3 separate regions of the Homo sapiens genome follow, and all the other regions are linked to region 2. A link is a contact called in ENCODE Hi-C or POLR2A ChIA-PET data. All regions are on one chromosome and are shown on one strand. The core of a region is the stretch at or near the end of the contact, and the rest is flanking DNA. Distances in the headings are between cores, read along the strand shown. Region 1 holds the start of RFC5 (replication factor C subunit 5). Region 2 holds the start of FBXW8 (F-box and WD repeat domain containing 8). Region 3 holds the start of TAOK3 (TAO kinase 3).

Region 1 (2,997 bases), core at 339-2,838, 1.1 Mb before region 2:
TCAACCTGATGGGCACCTACTATTGCAAAGTGCATTTGAAACTGAACTCCTACCCAAATAGACTTCAACAGAAGAATGGATAGGTAAAATCTCTTCTGTCCATACAATGGAATATGATTCAGCCATAACAAGAAATTAACTACTGATACAAGCAGCAACATGCATGAACCTTGAAAACATGATCCTGAGTGAAAGAAACCAGACACAAAAGGCCACATAGTGTAGGATTCCACTTACATGAAATGTCCAGAATAGGCAAATCCATAGATAGAAAGCAGATTAGTGGTTGCCAGGGGCTAGAGGAAGGGGAGAATGGGGAGTAACTGTCAATGGGTAAAGGATTTCCATTTGGGGTGATGAAATTTTGGAACTAGATAGCGGGAAGACTCCACAACAGTACACTGCATTCTGAATGTACTTAATGCCACTGAATTGTACATTTTAAAATGGTTACAGGATGGGCTTGGTAGCTCGCCTCTAAAAGTCCCAGTTCTTCGGAGGCTGAGGCAGGAGAATGGCTTGAACCCCAATGTTTGAGGTTACACTGAGCTGTGATCACACCACTGCGCTCCAGCATGGGCGACAGAGCGAGACCCTGTCTCTAAAAAAAAAAAATACGTAAATACATAAAATAGTTACAACTGTCAATCTTCTGGGTTTTTTTTAACCACAATAAAGACAAATTGAACTAGTTACTAGACAATGACAACTTGCAGCTTTTCGAAGCCAAGCCAAATTGCTTCAAAGTCTTGGAAGCATTGCGAGAACATAGCTGTTTAAGTAGGATGGTTAAGAGTACAAGATCTGAATTCAGACTTCCTAGATTCACCTCCAAGCCAATTTTCTCCCTTGGACCATAGGGAAGTCATTACATCTTTCTAAAATGCAGTTTCCTCCTGTGTAAAATTTGAAGCGGTGCCTACCTCCTACGGTCTTTGTAAGGATCGAACATCTAACAGGGCGTCTGCTAATCTAATAATATGCCATTCAATAAAAGTTGACCAGGGAGCGTTATTACTAGTTTAAAATGTGACCAATAGTCGCATCGCAGGTTTTGAAGAGTGGGAAGAGGGCATTTTGGCATGGAGGCCATTGCAGGCGTCAGGAGACGCGGGATCGAACCCCTGTGCTGTCACCAGGTGCGAAAGCCGCCTTCTTCTTCGGCAAATGGAGCTGGGGGTGAAAGGGTGAGAACTGGCAAAAGCCCTAAACAGAACGGACGAGTCTGGGTAGCTGGGGGGTGTCGGGGGAAACCTCTGCAGGTCGGTCCCGGCTGCAGGCCTGGAGACGACGGGAAGAGGTCGGGTTGGGGTCCGGTCACCTGCCACCCCAGCCACCTCCTCCCCGCGCGGCCGCCTGGCCCCCTCTGCCCACCGCCGCCGCTCGGCCTCCTCCTACCAGGGCAGGTTCCTGATCTTGGTCGCCGCGGGCTGCTCCTGCTGCTTGAGTGCTGAGGTCTCCATGGCGGGGAGACGAAGGTGACCAGATCCGCTGAGATCGTCGCGTCACCCAAGCGCCTGCACAGTGACCAGCCGCGACCTGACCCTGAGACCCTGGCACTTACAGTTCGCGCGCAAAAGCAACTCTCGCGAGACGCGGCCACCAGTTTCCGACTTCCTCCCTCGGTCCCGCCCCCTCGCGTTGCTAGGGCGTCGGTTGCTAGGTTACCGGAGGCGCGGGCCGCCAGCGTCCCTCCAAGCTCCGCCCCTCCAGCCTGCTCTGAACTCTCAGATACCCAGGCGCTTCCAGAGCAGGGCAGCGGGAGAGGCAGGGCCCCCTGCAGCCCCAGTCATCATTACATATTAAGATCTCAAGGCCAAAGCCAATTCCTGCCATCGCCAAGCTTCAAACACTTAAATTCAAAGGAACAAAAGCTGCCGGGGCTCAAAAAAAAAAAAAAAAATCTAAGAAAAAAAACAACACCGAGTAAAACGGCTGGGTCTTGAATATAGATGCCTTTGCGAAAGAAGGCTTGAGATACCTCTCGGCCCCCAAGCTGGGAGGTGAATATTTGGAAATGAAAACAACCCCAAACAAACACAACTGCAACCTACCTATCTCCGGAATCCGTGCCCCTCGCCCAAAAAGTTTAGGGAACCAACCTCCAGAAAACGACTCCAGAGAAAAACAAACAGAAACTTCCAGTTGGGTTAATCTGTGTCGCTGGAAGGTCTAGTTCATGAACACAGAGGACAAGGTCCTTGTGATCTGAGATACTGAGGAGAATCGATATCAACATTTTAGGTTTTTTTCCTGAGGCGAGGAGAATTCTAGATCACTTTTATTTTCTTCTTTTTTGTTGGTCTGTATTTTCTTTTCTTTTTTTTGGTGTCTTGCTCTGTCACCCAGGCTGGAGTGCAGTGGCGCTATCTCGGCTCACTGCAACCTCTGCCTCCCGGGTTCAAGCGATTCTCTGCCTCAACCTCCGGAGAAGCTGGGATTACAGGCGCGCGCCACCACGCCTGGCTAATTTTTGTATTTTTAGTAGAGATGGGATTTTGCCATGTTGGATAGGCTGGTCTCGAATTCCTGACCTCAAGTGATCCACCCGCCTCAGCCTCCCAAAGTGCTGGGATTACAGGCGTGAGCCACTGCGCCTGGCCTGGTCTGTATTTTCCAGCAATGAGCATGCAAAGCATCCATATTGAAGTCTTTTCTTTTTTTTTTTCTTTTAACATGATGAGGAAGACAAAAATCCTGGAGGATTTTTGAGGCTGGCCTGGGGTCAGCAGTGTTCTGATTAGGAGGTAGCAATACTCTTTGCATAGGATTACATCACTGTCACCTGCTTCAGGAACACAGCAGAGGGACAGTGGCAAGTATGTGATGGCAGTTATGGCTTCACCCTAGCCCCTGCCTGGGGACCCCGAAGAAGGGGATCAGCTAGGGCTTGTGATGTGACAGTGCCCCTACTCTGCTTGCTCCCAGGAAACTTTAACACTGGGGGCTTAGATCATTAGCATGCCATTTTTAAACTTTTCTTTCTTTCTTTTAAGA
Region 2 (3,046 bases), core at 381-2,880:
GCTGAGGCAGGAGAATGGCGTGAACCTAGGAGGCGGAACTTGCAGTGAGCCGAGATCGCGCCACTGCAACTCCAGCCTGGGCGACAGAGCGAGCGAGACTCCGTCTCAAAAAAAAAAAAAAAAAAAAAGAATGATTCTCAATTGGGAGGATCACTTGGGCCCAGGAGTTTGAGACCAGACTGGGCAATACAGGGAGACCTTGTCTCTACCAAAAAATTTAAAAAATTAGCTGAGTGTGGTGGCGCATGCGTGTAGTCCCAGCTACGCGGGATGCTGAGGGAAGAGGATGGCTTGAGCCAGGCAGTTTGAGGCTGCAGTGGGCCGGGAGAGCAACAGTACACTCTAGCCTGGGCAACAGAGCAAGACCCTGTCTCAGAAAAGAAAGAAAGAAAGAAAAAAAAAAAAAAACAGGAAAAAAAAAAGTGGGTTCCCAATTGTAAAGCTGTAGGGACTTCCTTTGGGCCTAATTTAAATCAAACCATTAGAACCTGGAGCCTTGTCCTCTTAACCTGGGAGCCACGGATGCATTTCAGGTGTTCTTGATTTTCCCAACTTTCTGAAGGGGATTATTTTTAACGGACACAGGGTCCCCAGCTTCCTCCAGATTCTCCAAGGTATCCACGCCCCACAAAAAGATAAGAAACTCTATCCTAATGAAAGTGCCCAGGAGATTCTTCCTCCTCTTCTTCCTTTTTTTCTGAGATAATTTTTTTGAATACGTGCACGGTTACAAAAATTAAATAGTGCAAACAGTATACAAAGGTAAAATTACTTCCTATCCATCATCTGGGTCCTCCTTTTCAAAGGCAACCTTTGTTCAAAGTTTAGGTAGCCTTCAAGAGCAGGATTTCTCAACCCCACACTTACTGATATTTTGTCCTGGATAATTTTTTTGTGCGTGGTGTCCTGTACACTGTAGGATGTTCAGGAGCATCTCTGGCCTCTACCCACTAGATGCCCAGTAACATGCACACATACACACCCCGATGAGGCACCCAAAAATGTCTGCAGACACTGCCACATCTGGGGGAACAAAATCGCCCTGGTTGGGAAGTGCTGCTTCCAGAAAGACCCCTATGCAAGCACAAACATTGGTGTTTGTGCGTCTACTCATTTTCTCGGGCAACTAGTGGCACACAGTTACTCTCCAAATCACTGCAGGGGTTTGTCCTGGGGGCGGGGGCCGGCGCAGGCATGGGCGGGGGGGAGGCGACGGCCACTCACCAGGTCGCGGATGAGCTGGTCCACCAGCTGCTCCCCGCCCCCGGCGCCCTCGCGGGCCAGAGGAGAACGTGAGCGGCTCGCTACGTCCTGCCCCTCGGCCCGAGTCGCCCGCGCCGCCGGGGGCCTCCCCGCGCCCTCCAGGAGACGCTGGGCCAGCGCCGGGTCCCCCGAGGCCTGTTCGCCGCGCCCGGAGCCCACCTCCGGCCGCCGAGCCCGCCTCTCGGCAGCCTCGGGCCGTCGCCGCTTCTTCGGCGCCTGGGCCTGCGCCAGCTCCTCCTGCCAGCGCCGACGGAACTCATCCAGGCTGTAGTCGTCCATATTCGCCGCTCCCGGCGCTCCACGTTCTCCTCGGTTCCACCGGGTGCCACGAGACAGTCCCGCCCAGGGAAGTGTCCGCCGCGGCCGGAAGCCGCTGCCGCCGCCGCTCTAGGGTTCCGGGTGGGCGTCCACGCCCCCGCCACGCCCCCGGCGCTGCCCCTGTACGCACGTGGTGGTCCGGCTTGTGGCTTGTGGCGCCCAAAGCAGAGGTTTACGCAGCTGCCCCTCAGCCCGTCAGCTCTGCTGCCTATCACTTTTGCTAAGCTCTGACTTTGCGCCAAGCATTGTTCCTTCATTCAACAAACATTCATTCAGCAACTACTATATGCCAGGCACCAAGAATTCAGCATTTAAATCTGTAAAACAAAACAAAAACTCTGACGTCTTGGAGCATGCGTTTAAGTAGGGAGACTTTAAACAAAGAAATATGAACATTTAAATCAGTGATAGGTATTAGGAAGAAAACAAAATAAGGTAAGGTAAGGGGAGTAAGGATTGATAGTGAAAGTCTGTTTAAGATGTTATTTAAATTAAAATCTAAAAGAGAATCAACAGGTGGATAAAGAAACTGATATATACATATGGTGGAATACTACTCAGCCATAAAAAAGGAATGAATTCATGGCATTCGTAGCAACCTGGATGGGATTGGAGACTATTATTCTAAGTGAAGTAACTCAGGAATGGAAAACCAAACATCGTATGTTCTCACATATAAGTGGGAGCTAAGCTACGAGGATGCAAAAGCATAAGAATGACTTATGGGACTTTGGAACAGGGGAGGGGGACGAGGGGAGGGTGGGAAGGTGGGGAGGGATAAAAGACTATAACTTGGGTTCAGTGTATACTGCTCGGGTGATGCGTGCACCAAAATCTCACAAATCACCACTAAAGAACTTACTCATGTAACCAAATACCACCTGTTCCCAATAACCTGTGGAAATAAAAATTTTTTTTTAAAAATCTGAAAGAGAAACCAGCCAAGGGAAGGTCAGATCTTAGGAGAGAGATTTCCAGAAGGAAATCCAAGGGCTTTAAGATGGGAAAGAAAATGACATACGATGGCGTTCCACTTAAAAATGTTTTCTTTGCACCTGATATTCCCTCAGCAGGGAACTTTTCCCCCCACCTTGACTTGGTTAACTCCTACACATCTTTCATATCTCAACTCACATTTCACTTAATCTTCCAACCTCCACTCAAGAAACATCAGGTATCCCTGTTACTCATTCTCACAGCATCCTGTACTTCTCATCATAATACATAACACAATTTGTAATTTTATTTTTATGTATATATATATATCCCTTCCCTTCTAGATTGGCAACTCTTAGCTTTGAGACTGGTGATTAATACATGCTCAATAAATGGTTTTTTGTTTGTTTGTTTGTTTGGTTTGTTTTGTTTTTGAGACGGAGTCTCGCTCTGTTGCCCAGGCTGGAGTGCAGTGGCGCGATCTCGGCTCGCTGGAAGCTCCGCCTCCCGGGTTCACGCCATTCTCCTG
Region 3 (2,972 bases), core at 138-2,637, 1.5 Mb before region 2:
TCCTGCCTCAGCCTTTCTAGTAGCTGGGATTACAGGTGGGTGCCACCATGCCCGGCTAATTTTTGTATTTTTCGTACAGACGGGATTTCACCATGTTGGCCAGGCAGGTCTGGAACCCTTGACCTCAGGTGATGAATGGCGTATGATTCTTAAAACACTAGAAGAAACATGTATACTGTTTAGAACACAAACACATTTTGTCAGCTGGAGTTAAAAAGTTAACAATCGAGGGTTCTCTGAGAACTAAGGCCTGTATACATCTGACAAAACTTAGGATCAAAATGTGTTCCTGAGACAATTTCTTCATAAAATGCTAAATTCTAAAGTCCATAAACTTACTTTTGGCGTTAAGAGTAAGGAAAGCAGTTTTCTGTTTCCGGTGTTGATTTGATCAGCATATCCAGTTTCACAAAAATAACACAAATGGGTCTTAGTAGCATGATGCACTTTCACCCCTGGCAGGCACTATCCTTTAGCGTGGATCAAGAGGAGTCTCTGATTATCACATGTTAAACCTGGGTCAAAGCTCGTTATCCTTTGGCCACACGTTCACATAGAATCATTAAAACCTGTGGCCCTGGAAAAAGGTTATATTGAATAGCTTTGCTGAAACCTTGTTAAGCTAATAATAGGGTTCCCCTACCACAGTCTTCCTACTGTCATAAAAACCTACAAACTGAAAATTTCTAAAGCTTTGTCCTTGCACCTATCAAAATGTGCCCCGCATTGAACGCTTAGTTGGGCAAAGTATGCACCTAGTACTGTATATAGATTTTTTTTCCCCCAACGGTATCAAACTGACGGCTGCTGAACTCAATTCAAGGAGAGGCAACTCCCTTGCAAGAGATTTTAAAAAGAAATGGTTTAAATCCAGGAAATTTTTACAAATCCTGGGCAAATTAATGCTATATTAGTTCATGGCAGAATTACTAAGAAAGCTGTGCAAGGTCTAGCGAGAGACTGGGGTCCTCCCCAAAGGCTCTAACATGGTGGTCCCTGGGAATCTCCCAAGAAAAGTAAAGGCGTGGGGAGAAGCGCCATGAACTTTGACCGGAGAGCAGCACAAACAAGACTGACCGCACCCCAGGCGGGCCCGTAGGTTACTAAAGTTGCAAGGTCTTCCGCGTCTGAGGAGACCCCGCCCTGCCCTGTCCCGCCCATCGACAACTCCGCCAATCCTCGGGTTCCATCGACCGCTCGGCTTCCCAGGCTCCATCAATCAAATACCTATATACGGCCCCGGCCCTGTGCCCCGCGATCAGGGAAGGTCAGTAGAGAGCCTATTGGAGCCGAGCTTGGGGCGTGGTCCGGGGCAGGGGGCGGGCGGACTGAGACGGTGGGGCGGGGCGTGCTCGGCGCAGTCCGGTGCGATTGGCCACCCCTGGCAGGAGCCGCACCTCGGACAGCAGCAGCGGCGGCGGCCGCGGGAGGGTCCTTGTGGCGCCGGGCGGCGGGGTCCTGCGTGGAGAGTGGGACGCAACGCCGAGACCGCGAGCAGAGGCTGCGCACAGCCGGATCCGGCACTCAGCGACCGGACCCAAGGATCCGCCGGGGAACAAGCCACAGGAGAGCGACTCAGGAACAAGTGTGGGAGAGGAAGCGGCGGCGGCGGCGCCGGGCCCGGGGGTGGTGACAGCAGGTCTGAGGTGAGAGCACCGGGGCGCGGGGCATGACAGTGGGAGCCGAGGCGGCGGGACCCCAGGCAGAGTGAGGGGAGTTGCGGGAGCGGGCTCGACAGTGCAGACTGTGGAGAGGAGACCCCGGGAGGGACCGGGACAGCGGGTGAGGAGAGGGGACTCCGAGAGGGACCGAGGCAGTGGCTCTGAGTGGAGAGGACTCCGAGAGGGTCCAAGACTGAAAGTCTGAGGGGAGGGGTCTCCAAGAGGGGCCGGGACAGTGCGCGTGAGAGGAAGGGACCCGGAGAGGGGCTGGGGTAGTGGGGTGAGGGGTGGGTGCCTCATGAGGCACTAGGATAGGGGGATGAGGGGAGGGGGTCCCCTGAAGGACCAGGTCCCAGAAAAGGTCAGGGACAGCGGGGAGAGGGGAAGGGTCCCCGAGAGGGGCCGGCACTGAGAGTCTGAGAGATGGGGACCCCGAGAGGGGCTGGGACAGCACCCGGGGAGAGGAGACCCCGAGGTGAGGGGAGGGGACCCAGAGAGAATCCAGGACAGAGTAAAGAGAGGGGACCGGTCAGGGGATGTGAAGACAGGGGATCCCCAGAGGGCTTAGAACAGAGTGTGAGAAGACCCCAGGAAGGGCCAAGACAGTGGGAGAAGAGGAGGGGTCCCGGAAGGGGGCTGGGCTGAGACAGCGGGGCTGAGAGCAGGACACCTAGAGAGAGGCCGGGACAGCGGGTGGGAGCAGGGTGACCCCGAGAGGGGCCAGGACAGCGGGGTGAGAGGAGGGGACCCCCAGAGGGCTCGGGACAGCGCATGCGAGCGTGGGACTCCGAGAGGGGCTTTGAGCGTCGGGTGCAGGCGCGGACCCCGAGGGAGGAGCGGTGCCCCATGGGTGCGGGTCGGGCCCCCAGTCACATAGCGGGGGCCCGGCGTGAGCAGCGAGGGAGCGGGCGGGGGGTCGCGCCCGCTGAGTTGCGGGAGCCCCCCCAAGAACGGCTGCGGCGGGGAGCCTGGGTCGCAGTCGCGGCGTCGGGCAAATAGGAACCGGCTGCAGCGCAGACGAGTGGAGCGGGGAGGTGCTCCCAGGGTCTGGCATCAGCGACCTCCCTGAGGGTGGAGTGTGAGCCCCCGGGACTCCGGGGGACTCCGGAGCCGGATTATGTCATGAAACATCTCTGAAGTGAAACGCATGGGCTGGAGGAGCTGGAGGGGCTGGTGGGGCTGGCTGCAGGACAAAGATCTTGGAATGATCAAGAGACCTGCGCGGCCTGACCTCTTCTCACTGGCCCGCTGGCTTCGCATTCGTTCCTTAGAGTCTGATGTGGATGTCTTGAAAGCGAGGGGCTTCCTGAT

Evidence for each region. A loop is a pair of places that touch in the nucleus more often than their neighbours do. ChIA-PET counts read pairs that join two places held with the same protein, here RNA polymerase II (POLR2A). Pooled maps may share reads with other maps.
Region 1: a loop to region 2 is called in a pooled map, with 4 times the contacts of the local background. The contact joins the promoter of RFC5 here to the promoter of FBXW8 in region 2. A Hi-C loop is called at or near these places in 1 of 37 single-sample maps with no recorded cell type and 2 of 50 pooled maps. POLR2A ChIA-PET finds 5 or more read pairs at or near these places in 1 of 52 experiments (HEK293T).
Region 3: a loop to region 2 is called in a pooled map, with 5 times the contacts of the local background. The contact joins the promoter of TAOK3 here to the promoter of FBXW8 in region 2. A Hi-C loop is called at or near these places in 1 of 168 maps with a recorded cell type or tissue (naive thymus-derived CD4-positive, alpha-beta T cell) and 6 of 50 pooled maps. POLR2A ChIA-PET finds 5 or more read pairs at or near these places in 1 of 52 experiments (activated T-cell).

What each region holds. Positions count from the first base shown.
Region 1 is chr12:118,015,294-118,018,290 of GRCh38, reverse strand. RFC5 (replication factor C subunit 5) reads right to left here and starts at 1,588. Exons shown (of 11, transcript NM_007370.7): 1 at 1,399-1,588. The coding sequence starts at 1,463. RefSeq lists a silencer at 1,297-1,346 and an enhancer at 1,711-1,880.
Region 2 is chr12:116,909,534-116,912,579 of GRCh38, reverse strand. FBXW8 (F-box and WD repeat domain containing 8) reads right to left here and starts at 1,630. Exons shown (of 11, transcript NM_153348.3): 1 at 1,225-1,630. The coding sequence starts at 1,542. RefSeq lists silencers at 1,163-1,422, 1,583-1,802.
Region 3 is chr12:118,371,322-118,374,293 of GRCh38, reverse strand. TAOK3 (TAO kinase 3) reads left to right here and starts at 1,387. Exons shown (of 21, transcript NM_016281.4): 1 at 1,387-1,646. RefSeq lists an enhancer at 894-943 and silencers at 1,264-1,513, 2,298-2,357, 2,458-2,547.